3 separate regions of the Mus musculus genome follow, and regions 1 and 3 are each linked to region 2. The links are chromatin loops, found by intact Hi-C in ENCODE. Cell type or tissue: gastrocnemius. All regions are shown on one strand.

What was found. Hi-C counts contacts between places; a loop is a spot of excess contacts. Peaks named below come from ENCODE experiments on the same cell type or tissue, not always from the same donor. Only the 100,000 strongest peaks of a DNase experiment are listed, where the experiment ranks them.
Region 1: it touches region 2 in a loop (4-fold over the local background); 16 of 42 quality-filtered maps call a loop at or near these places.
Region 3: a loop joins it to region 2, with 3 times the contacts of the local background. A loop is called at or near these places in 2 of 42 quality-filtered maps.

What each region holds. Positions count from the first base shown.
Region 1 is chr10:88,665,467-88,673,466 of GRCm38, reverse strand. It overlaps the pseudogene Gm29807. Among named protein-coding and RNA genes, the nearest start is that of Spic, 14 kb to the left of the region's middle. In gastrocnemius, a CTCF peak has its summit at 3,542; a DNase peak (open chromatin) is centred at 3,554.
Region 2 is chr10:88,375,187-88,383,186 of GRCm38, reverse strand. It overlaps Gnptab (N-acetylglucosamine-1-phosphate transferase, alpha and beta subunits), which reads right to left and starts at 3,919. Exons shown (of 21, transcript NM_001004164.3): 1 at 3,652-3,919. The coding sequence starts at 3,768. It overlaps Gm40733 (predicted gene, 40733), which reads left to right and starts at 4,123. Exons shown (of 5, transcript NR_168608.1): 1 at 4,123-4,172. In gastrocnemius, CTCF peaks have their summits at 2,548, 4,080 (motif pointing left) and 6,239 (motif pointing left); DNase peaks (open chromatin) are centred at 2,933, 4,056, 6,239, 7,924 and 1 more place; H3K4me3 peaks cover 3,554 bases; H3K27ac peaks cover 4,823 bases.
Region 3 is chr10:88,823,019-88,831,018 of GRCm38, reverse strand. It overlaps Utp20 (UTP20 small subunit processome component), which reads left to right and starts at 4,205. Exons shown (of 62, transcript NM_175158.3): 1 at 4,205-4,413; 2 at 5,521-5,601. The coding sequence starts at 4,369. In gastrocnemius, no CTCF peak of the experiment used is centred here; DNase peaks (open chromatin) are centred at 3,901 and 4,228; H3K4me3 peaks cover 1,753 bases; H3K27ac peaks cover 1,104 bases.

The sequences.
Region 1 (8,000 bases), 290 kb before region 2:
AACACACTGTGTGTGTGTGTGTGTGTGTGCACTTGAGGACCCAACATTTATTTATCTATATATTTAATTCTACTTACTTCTGGGGTATGTTCAGCTTCTGCATGCCCCGAATCTAGTCTAGCAGGCCAGAGATGAAGGCCTCAGTGGGTTTGTAACAGTCAACTAACAGCTCCTTGACTCTAGCAGCCGCAAGTCCAAGAGTTCATTCACATCTATCTCAAACTCTGGGATCTCCTCCTGGCAGACTTAGATTCAACTATTCTAAAATCCACTCCTCCAGATTGAGGCGCTTCCATAGCTGCTTGGGGTCCTCCTTGATGGTGATCTTCCCTTGACTTCTCATCCATACCCCCTGGACTGTTCCGTGCAGGCCACAGGGGGGACTCTGGAAGTAGACTCCAGGCCCCATGCTACCACTGCCTGGCCCAGGGTCCAGGGCAGCCATGCTGGGCCAGTACAGTATGGTACGTCAAGGTGGCCTCCAAGGTCAGGTGAGTGCTTGGGCCCTGTAGTATGCACAGGCCCCGGGTCCTGGACGCCCAGCTGGCTGGCTCCAGGCAACTGGGTCCAGTTACCCAGCAGGCTCCTCTCTGTGCAACTCTGCAGCAAGGCTGAGAGCATGGGCGCCGAGGGGCTGCAGCATGTGGAACCCGGCCCCAAAATTTATTTTGTATTAGTTTTAACTAGTCTTGAAGAACAGGGAACTTAGATGCTGTTGACACTAATTAGTACAGACATGGAAAAAAGTAGGAATTTTCCTCAAAACTAAAAAATAGACCACTATAGATGATCCAGCAATCCTGCTCTTGGGTATGTTTCCAAAGGAGCTGAAATCCATATGCCAAAGAGATGTCTGCCTTCCCATTTGCGATGGCATATACATGTATAAACATGCACACATAGTAGAATACTAGTCAGCGTTAAGACAGAACAGACATGCATGCAGAGAAGGAACTGTTAGGGTAGAGAAGGAGCAAGAGTAGGCAGGAGGAGAAACGGAAGGCTATGGTAAGTATAACCAGTAATAACCAATTGTTTTGTTGAGACAGGGTCTCTCTACGTAACCTGGTTGTCCCTGCACTCACTAGACAGACCGGAATCCTCCTGCCTTTGCCTTCCAAAAAGCTGGGATTTAGGGCGTGCACCACCACACCCAAAAGTAATGGTTAATGTTGTCATGTTGATTTAATCTGGAATCCACTAGGTATGCCCAGAGGGTATTTCTAGTGGGGGTGGGGGGGGTGAATTAACTGGGTGGGGCAGGGCGGGGCAGGTAGGTGTGAAGATCCTCACCCAGATGGATATCTGAAGAGACAGCAGTGCTTCTTTGCTTGGCGTACTTGATGGAGCATAGGCATCCTCCCCTGTCTCCACGACCACTGCAGCCATTGCCCAGATCCCAGTATCTCAATGTGGGCTGGAGACAAGGCTCTTGGACTGGAAAGCTGCTGCTTCTTAGCCTCTGGGCCGCATGCAGACAGCCACTCTTGAGCTACTCAATTCATATCAGGTAAGCCAGTCTAATAAATTGCTTTAGAAGGTGTACTTATCAGGTCTGCTTTTCTACAATGCTTAATACTCTTGTCTGTAAAAATGCAGTAATGAAGCCCATGGTTTTGTGCAATTAATGCATGCCAATAAAATATTGCAACATGGGCAAACCTTAGAAAACTGTTTGGTTTAAGTTTGGGTTTTTTGTTTGATTGTTTTTCAAGACAGATTTTTTTTTTTTTTCTGTGTAGCCTTGGCTGTCCTGGATTTTAAAAAAAAAATCTGTTTTTGAGGCGATGTCAGTTCTAGGCCAGGGGGAGGCCTAGAACTGTGTAGACCTGGCTGTCTTCAAGCACACAGGAAAGAACATGCTTGTGCCTTCCCAGTGCCTGGAGTAAAGGCATGGGACACCATGTGAGTCAAATGTTAGGCTCAGGAAGTAGATGAAATATGTCACTTTAATAAAACCTAAAACATTGAATCCTAGCAGTAGAGGAGAATGGGGTCCCCAGGGGCCTTAAATACGGTTTGGCTAGGTGCAGGCTAACAAGTGGAGTTGCAATTAGACAAGTCCTGATGTTCTAGTCCACAGTAAGGTGACAGTTAATGGTGACATTTTATATGTCAGATGGCTCAGCTCTTCCTGAGGAACCAAGAGTTTGTTTCTCATTTGGCCGTGGTAGCCATCTTCCAGTAACTCACCAAAATGACCTACACAAAGGGAAAAAGGAGAGGCACTCAGTATACGTTCTCTAGGCCTTTTAGGAACCATGACGTTGTTCCTTTGGTTACTTGCAAATCTACAAGAAGGGTGATCTCACAGACATCAAGGGAATGCACACTGTTCAAAAAAAAAAAAGAATGCCCCAAAGTGTCACCGCAGCAAAACCGGAAGAGTCTACAGTGTCACCCAGCATGCTGTGTGATGTGTTAGAATGGCAGGTCTCGTCTCAACAGCACACTAGGCCAAGACAGTTCCACGTAGAAGAGGTTTTATTGGGAGAGAAAGACAAGGTGGCGGCAGAAAGAGAACAACGGGGAAAGAGAGGGAGGGAGAGGCTCTCCCATTATTTTAATGGAAAAGGAAGTAAGGCAGGTAAAGGTGGGAGGTGAGCCCGATGGATTCTGGGAATATGGCGGCCGTTGTCTGGACAACCGGTCTGTAGGTCGCGCTGTCGCTTATGTGATGTCACAGGTTTGGGAGGTCCTGATGCCAACACTGTGAGCATCACTGTGAACAATCAAGTTAAGGGCAAGATTCTGGCCAAGGGACCAATGTGCGGACTGAGCGCATCAAGCTCTGGAAGAGCAGAGGCAGCTTCCTGAAGCTGGTGAAGGAGAAAGATCAGAAGAACAAGGAAGCCAAGGGCACCTGGGTACAGCTGAGGCGCCAGGCTGCACCACCCAGAGAAGCACACTTTGTGAGGACTAACGGAAAAGAGCCTGAGCTGTTGGAGCCCATTCCATACGAATTCATGGCCTAATGTTTAAAAAAAAGAAATAAAGGACCCGGACTGAAAAAAAAAGAATGCACCCACACATCTCACACCTGCCTGTAACTTCATCTGCAGGGGATTAGACACTCTCTTCTGGCTTCCGTCGACATGCACACACAGGGCATACACTCACAAAGACATACGTGCACATACACAAACATAATAATAAACCTTGAAAATAGAAATACTTTGTCTGTTTCAGAATAGATATTTTAAACGTTCTTAAAACAAAGGACGGTACTTGACACAATGGGAATATGATAATTACCCCCAAACTGGCCACTCCAAGATGGTTAGACACATCAAACATAAATCTCACAGACAGGCAATAATTAAGTGTGCATGCACCCACGTTATCCTGGCTGTCCTTTGCCTGTGTTTTCTCTATGCTTCCAATCATGGGCTGTGATGCCAGGAAATAGTGATCTAAGGAAAATGGCACTGTGATAATAACCTTCTGAAGACCCCAACTACCATAAATCATTTTGCAGTTCAATCTCCCAGGTTTAAGTGTGTAGTGAGGGGTCATTGTTTCCTATACTACAACTCAGCCACATGGAGGCACTGCTGCCCCACTCTCTCTCTTTAGCCCACTGCTAATGAAGTCTTGTTTTATGTTTTAATCTCTCGAGCTGATAAAAGATTAGAGATCAGCAAACAATACATTGAGGGAGGAATCTGAATATGGGCAATTAGAAAAGAAAGCTATGACTTATTTTCCACATGGTCTAAGGAACCCTGGAAGGAAATGATGTACCTCTTACCACCATTTGGCTTCATAATTCATCTGTGTTATCACAAAGAAGGGATGTTTTCTAACCTGCCTGAACCATCTTCAGATAGGGTTATAGAGCAGTGGTCTTCACTCTTCCTAATGCTTCAACCCTTTAATACAGTTGTGATGACCCCAACCATAAAATTATGTCCTTGCTACTTCATCACTGTTATGGATTGAAATGTAGACATTAGATATGCAGGATATCTGATATGTGACTGCAAGGGTCATGACCCAAAGATTGAGAATCATTGTTACAGTGCACCTAAGGTGTGTGTGTGTGTGTGTGTGTGTGTGTGTATGTGTGTTTGTGCCCATGTGACCATAAGAACAGTTTCCAGAATCTCCTAGAATATCTCAAGCCTCAGAGTACAAACACGATAGGAACTCCTTCTGAAGAAGGGAAAGGTCACTCTCCCAGAAAGGAGCAGGAAAGAACACCTGCTTAAAACAGATATTGCCCGAAAGGAGAAAGTGCAGATGTCAGGGAGGAATCAGAACACCATGGTCCAGCCTTTGTCTGTCTGATATATTCACATGCATTTCAAAACTGTTCATGCTTATGTGGAAGTTAGTCACACAACCCAAGGGGCAGCACTTGAAACTCCCACTGAGCTACTATATCCAATCACCGGGAGTTCCGGAACGATCATTGGTCTCCTTTGTTCATTGCTGCATTTGCTCATGACTGCCCTGTGATGGACCACGATATAGAGTCTAATTTGGAAAAGACAAGAGCCACAAATAAGCTCTAGTCCCTTGAGTGTAGCATCTGTCTAAATGTAGGAATGGTGAGATTCCTGCCTGGGAGAGGACTGAGCCCTTGGCTGGCCATGTTTATTGTCTTTCCTCAATATCCTCTGTTGTTATTGTTGAGATGGTGTGATGGTTTGTATATGCTTGGCCCAGGGAGTGGCACTACTAGAAGGTGTGGCCCTGTTCAAGTAGGTGTGACCTTTTTGAAGTAGGCGTGGCGCTGTGGGTGTGGATTTTGAGACCCTTATCCTAGCTGCCTGGAGACCAGTATTCTTCTAGCAGTCTTCAAATGAAAATGTAGAATTCTCAGCTCCTCCTGCACCATGCCTGCCTGGATGCTGCCATGTTCCTTGATGATAGTGGACTGAATCTCTGACCCTGTAAGCCAACCCCAATTAAATGTTGCCCTTTATAAGACTTGCCTTGGTCATGGTGTCTGTTCACCGCAGTAAAACCCTAACTAAGACAAAAGGGTTCTCATTGAACCCAGGTTAGGCTCAAACTCCCTGTGTAGTAGAGATTGGTCTTGACCTCCTGATCTTGCCTCCACCTCCCAAATACTGGGATCATAGGCCTTTTCCATTATACAGGTAGTTTGAATAAAAATGACCCCCATGGACTCATAGATAGTGGAAGTATGACCTCGATGGAGGAAGTGTGTCACTGGGGGGTGGGCTTTGATGTTTCAAGTGCTCAAGCCAGGCCTATGTCACTCCCTCTTGTTGCTGCCTGCCAATCCAGATGTAGAACTCTCAGCTACCTCTCCAGCACCAAGTCTGCCTGCATGCCACCCTGCTTCCCACCATGATGACAATGGACTAAACTCTGAACCTGTAAGCCAGGCCCAATTAAATGTTTTCCTTTATAAGAATTACTGTGGTCATGGTATCTCTTCACAGCAATATAAATCCTAACTGAGATACCTTCCCACTTTGACTTGAACTCTTCTTCCTAGCAAGGCCTGCTACGTTTATTTTTAATGACCCACTGAGCTTAGTTTGGGTTGCTTGCATAAACATGGGTCTGGGTTATTTCCTGGACAATGGACAACTTATGAATGGCTGCAATACTGAAGAAAAATGGCAGTCTCCACAAAACATGAACTACCAAATAGCTCCTCATCAAGGGGACGCAGCCTCATCAGCCCCTTCTCCATCCAAGCTGGAATGCTGAAGGACTCAGCCTTGTACAGATTGTCTCCACTGCCATGACCACATGGGTAACAACATCCATGTCATCTCCAAACGATGGAATTTCACAGAACACTTCCTCATCCTCTGGTGTGAGAGAGAGAGAGAGAGAGACTGAGAGAGACTGAGAGAGACTGAGAGAGAGACTTATAAACAGACATTCTGCTTAGGGATGTTCACTCAAGGGTCACTTAACTCTCAGCACTTTGCTCACTCTTTTTTTTTTTCTCTGTATAACCCTGGCTGTCCTGGAACTCACTCTGTAGACCAGGCTGGCCTCAAACTTAGAAATCTGCCTGCCTCTGCCTCCCAAGTGCTGTCTTAAGTCTCTGCAGTAACTGCTGTTTGTAGTGGGTTTGACCTAGTGCTGCTGGTATTATAATGTTAATTTTGGTTCCCCCAATCTACTTATATGAGTGTCTGCATGTAAGACTCTGAGGGAGCCTGCCTCAGTTCTGATTGGTAAATAAAGATGCCATAAAGGCAGCTAATGGTTGGACATGGCAGACAGAGGCCAGACTTTTAGGATTCCACGGCTTGGAACAGAAAGGAAGGAGGAAGAGGAGGCCAGCCATGCCAGGGAAGGTAGAGGAGAGGAGAGATGCTGTCCCAACCCTGGGGACAGTCTAACAGGGACTTGAGGGGCACCTGGAAGAGAATGGGGGAAAAAGAAACACAAAGAATGGACAGCAAGACAAGAGGTTCTGTTCAAGCTGACAAATTTTTATTTTTCCCACACAGGCCATATACTCATAGGAGCAGGAAGCGGGGGTAGAGGGGGGGGGTCGCTTTGTCTCCGGGTTATGCACCTGTTCCTAGGAACAGGATATTGACTGGGTAAACAGATCAGCAGGAAGATCAGAACAGGTTGGGTTATTAGGCACCTATCCACAGTTTTATAACTATTAGTTCTCCGCTGACTTCAAGATCTATGTAAAGTAGCCAGGAGAGTGTGGCCCAGTTAGCCAGCCCTCTCAGTCCAGGGCAGCCAAGGTAGAATATAGAATTTAGTAAGTAATAACTTGGGATTAACCACGTGGAGGTTAGGAAATGGCCTAGCTGTTGCACTGTTTAAGGAATATCAAAATATAAAGGTTGTGTGGGTGTCTTTCATTTGGGAACATTAAGCATTGAGGTAGCAAATCTACCACTGGGATTTGTATATAAAAATTATTACTACAGCTGTTCACTGCGAGAAGAAGCTTTACCGAAATAAGGTTGAGAGCAGCACTAATCTATAGGTATAAAAATAATTAGTGCCATGTATGGTGGCACATGCCTTTAATCTCAGCATTCAGGAGGCAGAGGTAGGAAAGTGCAGATACATAGCAAGTTCTGGGTCACACACTTTTGATTCCACCATTTGGGAGGCAGAGGCAAGAGGAACTCTAAGTTTGAGGCCAGTCTGATCTACATATTGAATCCCAGGACTACACAGAGAAACCCTGTCTCTAAAAATCATAAAAATGAACAAAACAGAACAAAAATTTAGAGGGTGGTATGGCATGTCCACTTAGCAAAACAACAATAGTAGGTTTTCTATTGGTAAATAAGAAACCTATTTCCTATGGCCTGTTAACTTCCCAAGCCATGGACTTTTGATCAGGTTTACAGTATCAGGCATGAATCTCTTCTTGTGGAATAGAACTCAAATTTACTCAGAAAGCAGTTGGTTGTCTCTAGGGCAGCCATGCCACTATTGAACCAGTGTCTGAAAAGTCAGTATTTTAGAATGGAGGGTCCAGTTAGGGTAAGACAGTTACTGATTTTTCTCTCCTAGCAATCTGCACGGTACTTTTGGCACTATGAAAGTTAACCAGCTGTGAAGACATTCCCAGCTCAGTTCTAGCATGATTTCTCTGTCCTGCACCCACCTGCAACTGTAGCATCTTCAGTAGTAGTCTTATCATTCTGGTAAGCACCCAAGAGCAATGGCACGAGCCTATATTGATTGGGTGTGGGGGTGAGCTTCTTTACCAACAACTCATAGTATGATAGCCTAGATTTGATACTGGGATCTTTGTCTAATAACCTATGGCTTCTGTGAGCAGCACAATCTTAACCAAGGATTCTTCTGTTCAAGAGGCTTTCTGGGTCTAGATTATGTCACTCAGTATAATATTTTCCAGTTCCATTCATTTTCCTAATTTCACTTTTTTTTTTTTTTTTTTTTTTTTTTTTTTTTTTTTTTTGGTTTTTCGAGACAGGGTTTCTCTGTATAGCCCTGGCTGTCCTGGAACTCACTTTGTAGACCAGACTGGCCTTGAACTCAGAAATCTGCCTGCTGCAGCT
Region 2 (8,000 bases):
TGGGTTCAACTGTATTCCTATTTTATCAGAATTCCCAGGGGATTTCTAACTAGTACTTGGCTTGACTTGTAAGGGAAAATGAATTATTTAGTAGATCCCACCCTTGATTCCATTTTTCCTCAAACTCTGGACAAGTGTTTAAACAACTTATTAAAAAGCAAGAACCTAGGGCGGAGGAGATAGATTAACTAGTACAGTGCTGACCTAACGTGCATAGAGCCCGGGGTTAGATTCCCCAGGACTGGGCAGAGTGGTCTTAAACTTTAATAGCTCAATAACAAAATTACAATTCTATAGTTTATAACTATAATCCTAGCATTAGGGAGGTTGAAGCAGAAGGGTCAGAAAGAATTTCAAGGTCATCCTCAAGTACAAATGGAGTTGGAGGCTAGCCTGGGGTACAAGTAACCTTGTCTCAGACTCACACACACACACACACACACACACACACACACACAGAGGTGGGTAGTGGCTGGAGAGATGGGTTTAAGAACATTTATTGCTCTTCTGATAGACTGGAGTTTGGATCCCAGCTCCCATACTGAGAATCCAGCTCAGTAACTCCAGCTCCAGGAGACCTTCACACACACACACACAGACACACAAATAAAAATCTTCAAATCCCCTCTTTACCTCTTACACTAAGGAGGAAAATGAGCTCCCAGTTTACCAATGATCTTCTTAACCATTATATGCATCACAACTAGTTAACAGCCGGGTGCTACCTACACAATCAAAGTCCCAGTTCAAGGAAATATTTCAAAGTGAAGAGGGAGACTAAACAATTGATGGTGATAACATCAACTATTACGGCCTAACGACAGAGTTTGTTATGTGCTATCAATCTTCCTACACTTAATTTCCACTAGCGACCCTGATAAGAAGACAGTTATGCCTTTATTTTAAAGAAGAGGAAGCTGAGAGGGCTCAGATTTCCTCCCAGATGTGATAAGCAAAGCCCGGGGCTGCAGGAGAAACCATCAGGAGCTGGGGTGAAGGGCAATGATGTGGCGGTAAGGGGATGACCTTGAGGGTGAAGGAATCTGCTGCCAACCCAAGTTTGATTCCTGGGAACCACAAGGTGCAGAGAAAGAACCAACAGCACAAAGTGTCACATGTGCACCCACATGTGTGCACATAACATGCATATACGGAAGAAAAGCCTTAAGGGGGGATTATTGGGGGCTGGAGAGATGGCTCAGTGGTTAGGGCTAGAGAGATGGCTCAGTGGTTAGGGGCACTGGCTGCTCTTCCAGAGGTCCTGGGTTAGGCCCCATGTGGCTGCTCACAACTGTCTGTAACTCCAGTCCCAGGGGATCTGACATCCTTACACATATACACACATACAGGCAAAACACTGATCCGCATGTTATATATAAGAGGTGTTACTAAGACGTTGGCATCAAAGCCAAGTTGTCTTAAGCTTGAAGCGCATGTCTGCTGTGAATTAGCCATGTTAATTTATGCAAACACCTCAGCTGCATAACCTGTGAGGCAGGTAAAATAATACTGTCCAGATGCGAGGGCTGGGTGAAGACTAAATTAGTGTATGAAGCAGTTAGAGAACACCTAGTAAGGACTATGCTTGCTATTATCATGGTTAGCATTAACTGGAGCCATTGGTCACATCCAGATTAGCTCTCCCTAGCCCCTCCCCCATCACAGGCCAGCTACCCCCACCTCTCCTGCTACCCGGTGACACTCTTAACTCTTATTTCTCTCATTTCAGCTAAACTTTTTGATCTGTGTCTATGAGCCAGGCCTCATGGCATACACCTTGAATCCCAGCACTCCAGAGGCAGAAGCAGGAGGATCTGAGTGCAAGGCCAGCCTGGTCTATATAGGAAGTTCAAGCCCAGCCTGGGCGACGTGGTAAGACCCTGTCTCAAACTCTTCAAGGCTGTAACAAATGCATTTCACGCCATGGTCAGTAAACAGCCCACTTAAAATGAACCAGGTTAAAACCATAAACCAACAACCCTAGCACTCAGAAGGGCTGATAACGGAAGACTGTGAACTTCAGGCTAGCCTGGGCAACTTAGTAAGGCTCTTTCTCAGAAATGAAAGCCATTCAAAAGCAGTCAGACACTAACTATGCGAAAACATATCAAGTTACAACACATGAAACGTAGACGGACCAGGAGGTGGTGGAAAACTAAAACACTCCACAATTGGAAGTGGGCGACAGTCTCATTCTCACCTGTAAAATTACTTTTTTCTAGTCCCTACAACCACTAAAAACACACTTAGAACCCGGCCATATCGCTCAGCCAATCACTAAGCAGACGCTTAGTATGCACACACTGGCACTGCCTGGCACTGGGCTTGGGCTAGGGTTACAGCATTTAAAGTGACACCAGTTTCTCCACCGAGCTTACAGTCCGGTGTAGGTGCTGAGCGCACACATACGTATTGTGCCGTTTTATAAGAGCATTCTGTTAATTATAAAACCCTTTTAACCTCTTACTAAAATATAAGCAAATAAATAAAACAGGGAGACCATTCCAAACTCTTTGAAAGCGCATGTTTTCTTCCTGTCTCCAGGGGCAGTGTTCTGTTGAATGGCACACTTGTGCCCATTCATTTCTGACCTGCTCATACCCCTTTGCACACTTAAGATGGCGAAGACTGTACTAGACTACCCAAGAATCAAATAACTGAAATTTAAACTGAAGAGTAATGGCAGTCCCCAGAACGTTCAAGGTATGTCTCCAAAGGAGCATAAAATTCATTTAACCTGGCTGCTCACACCTCCCAAACCGGTTGTCTGTGCTCTTTGAAGAGTTTACAGTCTAATCAAACTGCTTCACTGCACATCAATTAAACGCAGTTCTCAGTCCAAGAAGGACCAGCGACTTGATCTAAAAAGTATTAGCATAGCCCATGACGCAAGGGTGGGTCTGTGCTGGCTCTCAAGAGGTCCGGGGCTGGAGTCCAAGATCCGCAGGCAGTCCTAGTCACCTGACAAGGGCCCTACTCTGAGATAAGCACTTGGTGCTTCCCATCAGCGTGTGCATTCTCACTAGTAAGGCCTCCAACCCGCTGGCATGCAGCTGTACAAAACAGCAGAGCCATTATGAAAAAGGAAAAAAGTTAATTTAAAAAAATCTCCCTTTCACTCTGCAAAATTCACATGCAAAACGGCGCAAAATTCACATGCAAAACGGCGCAAAATTCACATGCAAAGCCGCGCATGCCTCTAAGACAAAGTCTGCGATCCAGAAGAAACAGAAGATAAGGTGTTTTGTCAACGGTGAAGGACTAGTAGGGTGGCACCGCAGGACTGGATCCTACGGAGAGCCAGGGAATGAAGGATCACTACAGAAAAATACAAACCCTAGGAGAGAGTTTCACCAGCGCAAGGCCTTAGAGCCAAAATCAAATGGCCAGAGGACTCTTGGGGACACCCTGCAGAAGGAAGGGGATCCATGCGCACGCTGAAGCACGCGAGGCCCGGACGTCCAGTCCAGCTGCTGCAGGCGAGCCGGGGAGAGGATGCACGCTCAGCGCCTGGGACTAGTGGGCCGTGTGCTGGTCCCCAGGCTGCAGGGAAGATGGGGAGGCAGAAGGGAGATTCGGGGTGCCGGCACCGCGGGGCTCAATCGGGGAATGCTGCGCACGCGGCTCCGGGGCTCGGGCTCCGCTACTCACCTCTCCGAACTGGAAAGCCGAGACGATGGTGACAACGACGCCCACGAAGCAGACGTAGAGCCCATACCTGTGGGATAGGCAGGTATAGGTCTGTCTCTGCAGGAGCTTAAGCAGCATCACCCCGGCCCCGCCACCCCACGCCAGGAGGAGCCCGCGCCGCGCCACCGCCTCAGCGAGCCGCCATTCAGGGGCCCCCGGACGCGCCGCCGCGCTTAGCTCACAGCCCCCGGCTGCCGCACATTGTCGCTCCGGCGACCGACGGCCCGCTGGGCTCCACGCCGCGGCCGCCGCTTCCGGGAGCCCGGAGCCCACGCCCTCGGCGCGGCGGAGGCGGACCCAGGGCCCGCAAGGCGCCCGGCGCCACCCGGGGTTGGCCTCGGAGAGGCGGCGGCGAGTCGCCAGCGCCACCTAGAGGGCGGAGGGGCAAGGGCAGGCGCGCGCCCTCCCATCTGCGCGTGCGCCGTGGGCCCTGCCCTTTGGGCCCTCTGCCTTCTGCACGGTGGGACCCACCCAACCAACAGGTAAGCGACCCGGGCTGTCCCCTGCAGTGTGCCAATGGGCAATCCTGATGAACCAAAAAAACACAGCTCCTGCCTCAAGTTTATCTTCGAAAGAAAATTTGAAAGATCGTGGCTAGGGAATGCATATTCGGCTTGTCCCAAATGACATAATCTACTCTAGACGTTCGTACACGAGGTTTAATTGGTTTTGGAAAAACAAAAGTCACTAATCGGGCATTTATCAAAAAAAATTTTTTGAGGTCACAGGTAGGCTGATTGTGGCAAAGCAGGGAAAACTAACGGATTTAGTTACTATCTGAAGCCTTAGCTTTTGATAGGTAATCAATCTGCTTATAAGTTTGTGTATGCAGGGGAACTCGCACGCGTGCGCGTGTGTGTGAGTGCGTGTGCGTGTGCGTGTGTGTGTGTGTGTGTGTGTGTGTGTGTGTGTGTGAGTGTATGGTGAGGGTCACTTGTTTCTGTCCTTCCATGCTGCGGGTTCAAGGAACTGAAGTCAGGCTTGGCATCACCTTAACCTGCTGAGCCATTTCAGAAACCCTTTCAAATACAACTGGGTAGTATAGCTATTGAATTGGCATTGTTAATTATAAAAAATTTTAAAAAGGAACTGGAGTGTTATAGAGAACTAACTAAGTTTTCGGGTCAAATTCACTTGGAGAATTGTTTGGGCCTACCTGGGTCTTTTTGTGTGGGGGTGGGGTGGGAGTGGGGAATTACCCTCATTACACGGCATACTCTCAAATGCAGTGTCTACCACAGTGCATACCTGTTGAGCACTTGGGACGTTGAGGCAAGAAGGTTATGAGTTCAAAGCCAACCTGGTCTTGGTAGTGAGACCTTGTCAATAAACAAAAGAAAATTAAAATGAAACCCCTCACTTTCCTACTTTGTTTCATTCGTCTAGTCCTCAACTTATCCTCTTTCTTCTGAAGCTTTCGTTGGTTTTGTTGGTTGGTTTGGGAATTATTAGGTTTTGTTTTGCTTGGTGGGGGGAGGGTGGGAAGGGGAGGGGACAGGAGTGGGGGAAGCTGGGACAGAACGGTGTGGAGGATTTTGAAACAGTGTCTCAAGAAGCCCCGGCTGGGTTCTAACTCCCAATGTAGCCAGGCAAGCCTTGAACTCTTCCCTCCCTCCCTTCCACCTGGGATTACAGGGCGGCACTACCCACCTCTTTTATCAGGCGTTCCAGTTGAATGCTTTGTGCCCTTTATCTTTGTAATCTCCATTAGTCTTATTCTTGGTTTGTCCTGATGTTCTTGACTGTGTTTCTCAAACTTGATACTTAGTTTATTCCCTCCTCCCCCCAGTATGTTTTCTAGTGCCAAGTTGACAGAACCCTGGGCCTGCTGCCTTTTTTCTTTTTTGGTTTTTTGAGACAGGATTTCTCTGTATAGCCCTGGAACTCACTCTGTAGACCAGGCTAGCCTCGAACTCAGAAATTCGCCTGCCTCTGCCTCCCAAGTGCTGGGATTAAAGGCATGTACCATCACGCCCGGCTGCTGCCTTGTTTCTTATAAACCTCAAAAGTTCAGATTTCCCACTAAGCACCGATTTTTATTGCCTCCCATTGAGATGCTTCTCACTGAGAGTGGAGGGAGGTGTTGAAGCTTCAGGTGTCAGGTTGGGGGCACCCTGTGTCTGTGTCTCCAACGGGAAGGATGGGGAAAGAGGTCAGCAAACCACGCCAAGATGGCAAGGACGTACTAAGACTGTTTTCTGGGGCTGGAGAGATGGCTCAGTGGTTAAGAGCACTGACCTCTCTACCAGAGGTTCTGAATTCAATTCCCAACAACCACATGGAAATTCACAACCATCTTTAATGGGATCTGATACACTCTTCTGGTGTGTGTCTGAAGACAGCTATAGTGTACTCATATAAATAAAATAAATAAATCAGAGAGAGAGAGAGAGAGAGAGAGAGAGAGAGAGATCTCCACGTAGATCACTGCGTCCATTTTCACATATTTGCACATGCGGCTGGAGAAATATGAAGCAAAAGCCACGCACTAGATTCCCAAGGAAGCAACAGCCTGTTCCTGCAATATGCCTCTACTGCCCCCTACTGGCCAATCTTAATATCACACCCACGGCAAAAGCGATGACTCTTAACACAGGGCTGGTTTTCAGAGGTACAAATTTGGAGCTGAACGTCATCAACCGACTCCTGGCACAACACTGAAGGCCGTTCTGTTCTATTCACTCAGAACTTGCTTCAACCAACAGTACCGCGTTTTCCCTCTACTCTCATGCCGTAATCAACACAAAAGCCTCGTGAGCTCAAAATAAGCATAGTAGCAGACCCCAAGCGTTCAGTGCCGAACACTGGGCCCTCTATTTAGATGCCAATCAAGGCCCCAGGTTTCTCAGCGCTAATGGACACAATACACACTGGAGTTCCTACAGTCCCTGCAACCCCTATCTCATCAGGCGCTTGAGTAACTTTCTTACATTGTTGCCTTGTTATAGCGAGTGTTACAAAGGCTACAAATTAGCCAAGTGTGCCTGATAGAGTTTGTCTACTAGACGTAGGCAATAGTCACCTGGGAAGAGACCATCAATTGAGAAAATGCTTCCATCGGATTGGCTTGTGTGCAAGGCGCTTTCTTGATAATAATGGGTGTGGGAGGGCCCCGAACGCTCTGGGCAGGATCATTCAGAGCAGATGGACCCATTCTGTAAAAGAAAGCAAGCAGGACAAGCCAGGCAACAAGCTGAACAAGCCAGGCAGCAAGGCAATAATTTGAGTTCCTCCAGGTTCCTAGCTTGAGTTCCGGCTGTGGCTACCATGGCTGACTGACTATAATCTGTAAGGTGAATAAGCCCATCCCCCACCCCCTACAATGCTTATCGTAGTGTTCATCATAACAACAGAGATGTAAGCTAAGGTACTGGGCAGGGTGGATTATGCCTGCACAGTCTCAGCGCTCAGGAGGCAGAGGCAGAGAGTCACAGATTTGAGGCTACCCTAGCTGGGTATCGAGACCTGGCATCTCAGAGAACGGTCTGTGGAAGAGAGTGTTTGCCAATCATGTGCAGGCTCTGAGTTTGATTCCCCCACCATCAGAAAGAAAAGAAGAATAAAAATGAAGAGTCGGAAAGGGGAAGGGATCTGTAGGTCTCGTGCCCTCTTAGGGTGCACCAACTCTTAGGAACCAGAATATGTCCCACTACCCAGAAACTCTCTGACTGATCCCTTTGGGATTTTGTAGAGACTTCATCACTCGGACATGATTCCTTCTAGACTGGGTGGGGAACCAATTTGTTCAGACGCCCCTTCCTCTCTAGGTAGCCTCTCTTCCTTCGGATAATGGGCAGTGCCACAGTGGATGAGGACAGTCTGTGATCTAGTGTTAGAAAGCATAGGTGAGAGAATTTATTTTTCATTTGTTGATTTATTGATTGGTTGGGGGAAAAAAAAAAAAAAAACAACTGTAGCCCAGGCTAGCACTTGTAGTCCAGGTTAGTTCCGAACTTATGTATAGCGATCCTTTTGCGTCAGCTTCTGGAACTTCGAAATCACACGTAAGTGATTCCACCCTTTCAGAGACATTTTCTTTAGGTCGGTGGTATTAATTGAACAAAATGCCCCTACAAGAACAATTCAAAGGAGGGAAAGTTTCTTTGCCCTCGGGATTTCAGAGACATTTCAGTCTGCCACGGTGCTCAGGAACGTGAGGCAGCAGCTTTCCCATGGTACCCAACCAGGAAGCAGAAAGCACACTGGAACCTTAGGGGGTGTGTGGTGGGGGAGCGAGGAGGGAGCACAACCTTCGAAGGCCCACCCCTAGTGGCCTACTTAGGCAGGCAGGCCTTAATTCCTATCACTCT
Region 3 (8,000 bases), 450 kb before region 2:
GAGGATTGTAAGTCTGAGGCCATTCTGCACCACATACACAGACCCTGACTTACTTAGGGTTTTACTGCTGTGAACAGACACCATGACCAAGGTAAGTCTTATAAAAACAACATTTAATTGGGGCTGGCTTACAGGTTCAGAGGTTCAGTCCATTATCATCAAGGTGGGAGCATGGCAGTTTCCAGGCCGGCATGGCACAGGCAGAGCTGAGAGTTCTATGTCTTCATCCAAAGGTTGCCAGTGGAAGACACCCAGGCAACTAGGGTGAGGATCTTATACCCACACCCACATTGACACACCCATTCCAACAAGGCCACACCTTCAGATGGTGCCACTCCCTGGTCCAAGGATATACAAACCATCACAGACCCTGTCAGGAAAAGAAAAAGAAAAAGATGTACAAAGAAAAACAGTGGGTCATTTATAATCTGGCTTAAACAGTGAGAATAGTCGAGGGTCATATTGCTAGTACAGTGTTTTTTTTTTCTGAGTTACATGAAGCACTGTGATCTTTTTTGAAAGGATGCTGGCCATGTATACAGGTGGCCATGAGGGTGCAGGTTTAAGGTTTAAGGAAGTTGTTTAAATTCAAGTGCTCATAGAACCGATGGAAAGGCAAATTTCAGGCACTTTGACTAGCTTTCAGTTGCACTGCTTCAAAGCAGTGAGTCCTCCAGTTTTGGATCTTAGTTAATTCCAAATGTAGTCAGGAAGAATAGCAATCACAGTGTGCAAGCATGAAGACTGGAGTTCGGATTCCCCAGCATCCACATAGATGCCAGACAGACATAGCAGTCTGCCTGTAATTTAACACCCAGAAGGCAGAGATGGGGATTCCCCAGAGCAAGTTGACTACTACACTAGCTGAATCAGTGAGCTATAGTTTCACCTGAGAGACCCTGTCGCAAAGTGATCATAAACACACACTTCATCAACCTCTGGATTCCACACTCATGTATATACATGTCTACATGCACCACACACACACACACACACATGCTTATATACGCCCATATATAGACACACACATATACATACACACACACACACACACACACACACATATATATATATATATATATATATGCAAAAATGTAGCTGCCCATATAGCTGACATTCTTTCCCCCAAGAGGCTTGATCTATGCCCTTGAGTCTGTTGAGCTCTGACTGTCATGGAGTTGGAGGGGAGGGAATGAAGCAATGTACCATCTAGGGTCAGTTCATAAAAGGCCATGGAGCTTCTGCCTTCCTTGCTGAGAACATTAGTGTAGAAATGATGCCCATATTGATCAGAAAAAGGAAGTGATTGGAAAGAATTTGTCTAAGTTGTAAGTGATAGAAGCCCAGTTCAGACTTGTTTGAGCATATTGGCTTACAATACTAAAGAGTTCATGGACAGATGCAGAAAGAGCTAGGTGCTGAAAATCTGGAACTTGATCTGCTCCTCTTTGGGTACTGCACTCATCTGAAATCATCCACTCCTTCTCTTGCTGGTTGTCCCTGTATGGTATAAGATGGCTACCAGAAATCTCAATTTTATAACCAACTATATTTATTAGTCTCCAAGTAGAAACAGCCTTGTTTCCCAATAATTCAACTAGCAAGTTCTAGGATCTAGGAACAACTTTCACTGAACTAATTGAACACACACAGAGAGACACAAACACAAACAAGAAGACACACACACAAACATACACACATAGAAAGACACACACATAGTACATGTATAAATATATACACAGGCACACACACACACCAATACACATACAGGCGCGCGCGCGCACACACACACACACACACACACACACACACACGGATCTAAGCCATGTATGGAACCCTGGAGACAGGATAACCCTGTTGTCATTGTAACTTCATGAATTGAGAATAAACAAACAGGGGTGGGCATCCAAAAAGAAAACAGAAAATAGAGATTGTCTAACCCAATACAGGCAAACTAGGTGAAAACCACACAGGTGTATTGTATTATTCCATATTCTTAATGAACTCAAGCTAAACAGTAAAATGATGACTGCTCAGCCTTGTTTCTTCCACACAGATAAGTAGTTTAAGGACAAAGATTTAATTATATCTCCCAATCACATTAAGTGGATAATAAGACCAAGAGGCTATAGACATCACAGGAAGGGCTTGCAACAATCTAAGGAGTAAATGGATCTCTGGATTTGATCTCAAAGACTCTTGAGCTGTGCCCACAATGGCCTGAATCACAAAACTTTTTCCCAAATCCTCTGGTAGCATAGTGCATAGACTAAGAGTACAAATCCTGACATTGCCTGCAACTGTTGGGTACTCTGACTTCCTTATGGGGTTAGCTAGTCTCTGCCAAGTTACCCAGTCTGTCTCTTAGCTTCCTCATTGGTAAATGAAGATAATAGAACTACCTGGTAGGAAGAGTAAATGAGTCATCATATGGGAAACACTTGCAACAGTGCTTGGGGCAGCATGAGAGCTATACAGTGCCAACCATTTATCACTTGGGAAGATGAGTATTGTGCCAGGGCCTTTGAAGCCTGAGTAAGAAGCTCTGGCATTGGCAAGCAAAAGCACATGACCTTGGCAAAATTGCTTAATTTCTCTGGGACTATTTCATTTCTTTCTGTATGATAGGAAGGCAATTATATCTTTCTGCTTACCTCACAGGGCTGTCATAAACACCAGAGAGGTAATGGATGCGGGATTATTTCAGACATTCAAAGTCTATTATGAATAAGGAACCTTACTAGTGTTATTTCCGTTTGGATTGTTTGACTTGTATATAATTGGGGCAGTTTTACACCTTACTCTTTAACACAGAGAATCATGAGGAAGGGAGCTGGGTGGTGATTGGTGGTGCACACTTCTGATCCCAGCACTGAGTAGCAGAGACAGGGGGCTCTTTGAGTTTGAAACCCACTTGGGCTACAGTGAAAGGATGGCCAAGGCTATACAAAAAAACTTTGTCTCAAAACAAAACAAAACAAAACTCATGGGGACAGAAAATATAAAATGATGATGGATTGGCCAACCAAACCCAGTTCAAAAGTCATGGGAACTGTTTCATGATTTGAAGAAATACCCAGAACTCCCATGGATTAAAATGGATTACAATGGGAAAGGTAATAAATGGAGGCAAAGATATCTTGATTCACTGTATTCTACCCATGATGGGCTCTGACTACTCACAAGCCAGGCTAGGATGAAATCTTATCTCAAGGACTTTGCACTTGGACCTTCCTCCATCAATTTTTGTGCAAATAACTCCATGGCTCATCGACTGTACACACACACTCTCTCTATATATATGATTAAGAGCTGTAGGATCTAGCTTAGTGGTAGAGCTGCTTCCTGGCATTCGTGAAGAGCCAGATTTTATTTTCTAGTACTAAACTAAAACCTGGACCTCGGAGTCTGCGTGTGAATGAAGATCGTCACTTACAAGATGCCCAACTTTGGTTTCCTTGCATGCCAAGGGGGCTTAAAAAAAACAAACAAACATACACTTCACGTTTTGAGTTTATAACCAGCATTACTGTATTATGGGTGGAAACAGCTTTTGATGGTGCACGGTATGTATCGAGCAGCAGTTAATGCTAGGTTGTGACGGTTATGCTTTCTTTCTATAATAAAACCCTTTTATCCTTTTTATTAAAAATTTTCATACAATATATTTTGATCGTGTTTTTCCCTTTCCCAACTCCTCTCAGATTCTCCCAACCCATTCAACTGTACATTCTTCTCTCTTAAAAAAGAAAGAAAGAAAGAAAGAAAGAAAGAAAGAAAGAAAGAAAGAAAGGAAGGAAGGAAGGACGCTGGGCAGTGGTGGCATAAGCCTTTAATCCCAGCACTTGGGAGGTAGAGGTAGGCGGATTTCTGAGTTCGAGGCCGGCCTGGTCTACACAGTGAGTTCCAGGACAGCCAGGATTAGAGAAACCCTGTCTTGAAAAAACAAAACACCAAACCAAACCAAACCCCACCATCACCACCAATCTACAAAAACGAAAATCAAGACCAACAGGCAAATGACAAATATGACAAACAATGTCCAAAACAAAACAAAACGTCCACAAAAATACCACTGAGTTTGTTTTGTGTTGGCCAACTTCTCATGTAGCAAAAACTGTACATCCGCAAACTGCACGACTGACAATCAGGAAGAGCACGCATGCTCGGCCCGCCTCTTCCGCCCACATGACCCACACATCCTGGCTTTCCAACATGGCGGCGCCCAGCGGCACTAACTACACGTGAGGAAAAGCAGGCACCGGAGCATTGGAGAGTACCGCGTGGGAGTAACTTTCTCCTCCGCAGTGCCCGCGGATCCCTTCCTGTCGTCCTGAGACCCTCGCGGGCCGCTGTCCCGCCGCAGCCATGAAGCCAAAGCCACTTTCGCACAAGACCGAGAACACATACCGGGTGAGCGCGGGAGTTTGGGCCCGGAGCCGCGGTTCGCCCTGCCTCTGCCTGACCAGCTGATCGCCTTAACCCCAGGGCCTGCAAGTCCGGGCAGAGCCGGAATCGCTTGCCCGGGGCTCTGGCGAAAATGGGAGACTATGCCAGTATAAAAAAAAAAAAAAAACATTAGTTCGCAGGGGAGTGAGGAAACTTGAATTCCAGAGTCCGCCTTTTAGCGGTGAGATCTGGCCTGTCTGGGCAACTCCCTTCACTCCAGGCTCAAATTGATTGGCCCAGGGGATCGTCTGCAACCGAGTCCCCCTTCTAACTTTAAAGACTGAACAGAGGAGGGTAGAGCGAGCTGGCAAGTGGCGAATGACTTCTGCTGGCTACTGTTGTACTTTATAATGCCTTTCCAAGCCCTTTTGTAACTGAGTCTGTCTGTTTTTAAAAAATATACCTGTTCCCACAACTTAGCGAGATCCCTGTGCTTTCGGTGTGGTGTGAAAGCGTTCGTCCAGGTTCCAGTCTGTGTGGAAATTGTATTTGATAAAACATAATGTAGGAGGTAGATCGGTTGGTGGAGTGTTTGAATAACATTCAGGGAGCCCTAGGTTGGATCCCCATTAAAAACAACAACAGTTACAACAAAAACAGGTGTGATGGCTAAATGCCTGTTACCCCAGACCTGGGGATGTAGAAGCAAGAGGGTCTGAACTTAAATTTTAAGGTCATCGTTGGCTACATAGCCTGTTCCAAGGGTACTTAAGTTAAAAGAAAAAAGAAATACAGATGAAGTAAGTTATGCAAAAAGTACAAGTATTTATTATCTTCAAGTAGTAACTGCTTTTGTTTAGAGTTCTTACATTTACCTTTTGTGTTTCATAAGTAATAGCTGCTCTTATTTTAAAAAGTTACATATTTTATGACCAATAGAAACCACGGGTCTGAAATGATACGCTAAGGGTACTGTTGTTTGTGGTGATGGTCCAGAGGTTGCTCACTGAAGCTCTAAAACGTTCTGTGTTCAGAATTTGATGTGATTATGGTGTAGTTTTACTCCAGCAGATATCAAAACCTGATAAGCATTGAATGCTAATATGTCTTAAATATGCTTTTTCTCTGCAGTTTCTTACATTTGCAGAGAGACTGGGGAATGTGAACATTGATATTATTCACCGTATCGACAGAACTGCAAGCTATGACGAGGTAAGAGGGAGTTTTAAATTTCTCTCACCAATGTAAGTAAGCTGTTTTTCAAGCCATTTGTAATGTACATGCAGTGATTTAGACCTGTGTTGTCTAATTAAAAAACCACACACAGCAAATATGTTCATTCACTTTAAACCTAAATCCCTCAATAGCTATATGCAGCTAGCTGGAATCATTCGAGAGGAGTACCATACCAGATGGTGCATGTTCATCCTGGCCTTGTTCAGTCGGATGATGCCGTGTTGAACTTGACTTGGCTTGACTTGATTCTCAATTGGGTTTTGTTACTGGAAACTCTTCTTTTCTCATGTCCATTGCGAGTGGGTCTACAGACCTGTACTTTTTGGCAGCTCCGATTTTAAAGTGATTTTAGTGAAATCACTTTCCTGGTGTTTAGTTCCTTCCTCTCGAAGATACTAAACTGCACTTTTTTCTGGTTCTAACCACATACCTGCCATCTTCTGTGAAGAAGGGTTTTCCTTTTTGCTGCACCAAGCCCTTAGTGCTTCTGCTAGCCTTTCTTAAAAGCCTTAACCCTAACCTCAGTCTTGTTAGCGTTGACACCTTTAACTTGGGGTTTCAACCTCAGCTCTTCATCTGTTACTGAGCAGATTCTGTACCGAGTCTTTGCCAGCATTGTCTTCTACCACGTTAGCATGTTGAATGATAACATCTAGACCAGCATAAAAGGCTTTGAGAACTCAGTGAAAGGAGCCTTCTGAGAGTGTCAGAAAGGATGTCAGAAGATGATTTTTAAGATGGGACCTGAATTGAGTTTTGCTGTAGGTTTTAGCATGGCAAGAGGACAAGAGTGGCTTTTCCAGGCCAAGGGAAAAGTCTGCACAAAATAGCCGAAGCTCGGGAATGTGTGTCCCATTTAAAGCACTACAAAACTGTTCAGTCTTATAGATGTGTCTAGGGTGCACACGAGTGGGGTGCCTGGAACAGCAGAGGAGGGTAGCTGGAGACATAGGAAAGATCTTCAATAGTTTTATGTGCTGAGACATTTGGATTTTATCCTAAAGCCATAGGATTCTGTTCCTGAACTGTAAGCAGGGGAGTAAGTGACATGATCAAGCTTAAGATTTTTAGCCTGTCTGTCTTTAACGTGAAGGAAAGAGCAGGATGTAAACTAGCAGAGAAGATCTGATGTCTGTATGAGAAATGATTAGGATAGTGGTAACCAAATCAGAAGGGACGTTTCGGGGACATTACATTCAAGAGCGGGAACTGACCTACTGAATATGTGGAGAGGAACAGAAGGTAGGTTAAGGTTTTTGGTTACAATAGCCGGATGGTTGAAGAGACCACTCAACAATCTGGGAAGGGATTCCGGGTGAGGATGAAGAAGGAAGATTACAAATTCTGGGCCAGCCAGGACTACAGAGCAAGACTCTGCCATTCACGTGTGCATATACACTCTCTAGAGATAGGATAGGCACTGAGTGCTAATAAGAGAGAGCATGCAGCTCTTCCGAGGAAGATAATTGGTTGCACTTGGAACTTGCTCAGTGTGATGTGTAGTACCTGTGACCCATGCAAATTACAGTGTCCATGGGATATTTGAGAGAAAGGGACAGTTCCAGAAAGCACAGTTAATCTTAACTACTACTAGGCCACCAAGGGAAACACAGAAACACATTTGACTAGCAGAGTGTGGTGGTCACACATTTAATCCCATATTCAGCACCTAGAAAGCAGATCTCTGTGAGTAGGAGGCCAGCCATGCTACATGGTGAGACCCTGTCTCTAAACCTTAGTGAATCTAGAGCACAGGTGAATGCGGAGGCGCAGTTACAGACTTGAGTTCAGCAGGTGGTCTTAGCGTAAGCTACAGGACAGGTCAAAAGCACCAAGCAATAAAATGTTAAAGATGAGAGTGCACAATTTAAAAAAAAAAAAAAAACATACGGGAGTGGGTACTGGCATCTTTTCGTAAGAAATTTCCTTACATAAATTCTTAGGCTGAATCATCCAAAATGGCTTCAGTTACACATCTTACAGTGGGGGCTGTTGGTCTCCATTCTTGTTGTTTTAGTTAGAATTCTATTGCTATGATCAAGACTACAACTAAAAACAAGGGGAGGAACTCTCGGGGCAGGAACCTGGAGACTAGAACTGAAGCCGAGGCCATGGAGGAGTTCTGTGTACTGGCTTGCTCTCCACGGCTTGCTCTGTTTACTTTTGTATGCCACCTAGAACCTTCCAGGGGTGGCATGGTCCCCAGTGGACTGAGCCCTCTCACATGTACATATTTCATGTATGTGGATACACTGTCACTGTCTGCAAACACACCAAAAGGTGGCATCGGATGCCCATTACAAATGGTTCTGAGCCACCATGTGGTTGCTGGGAATTAAACTCAGGACCTCTGGAAGAGCAATCAGTGCTCTTAA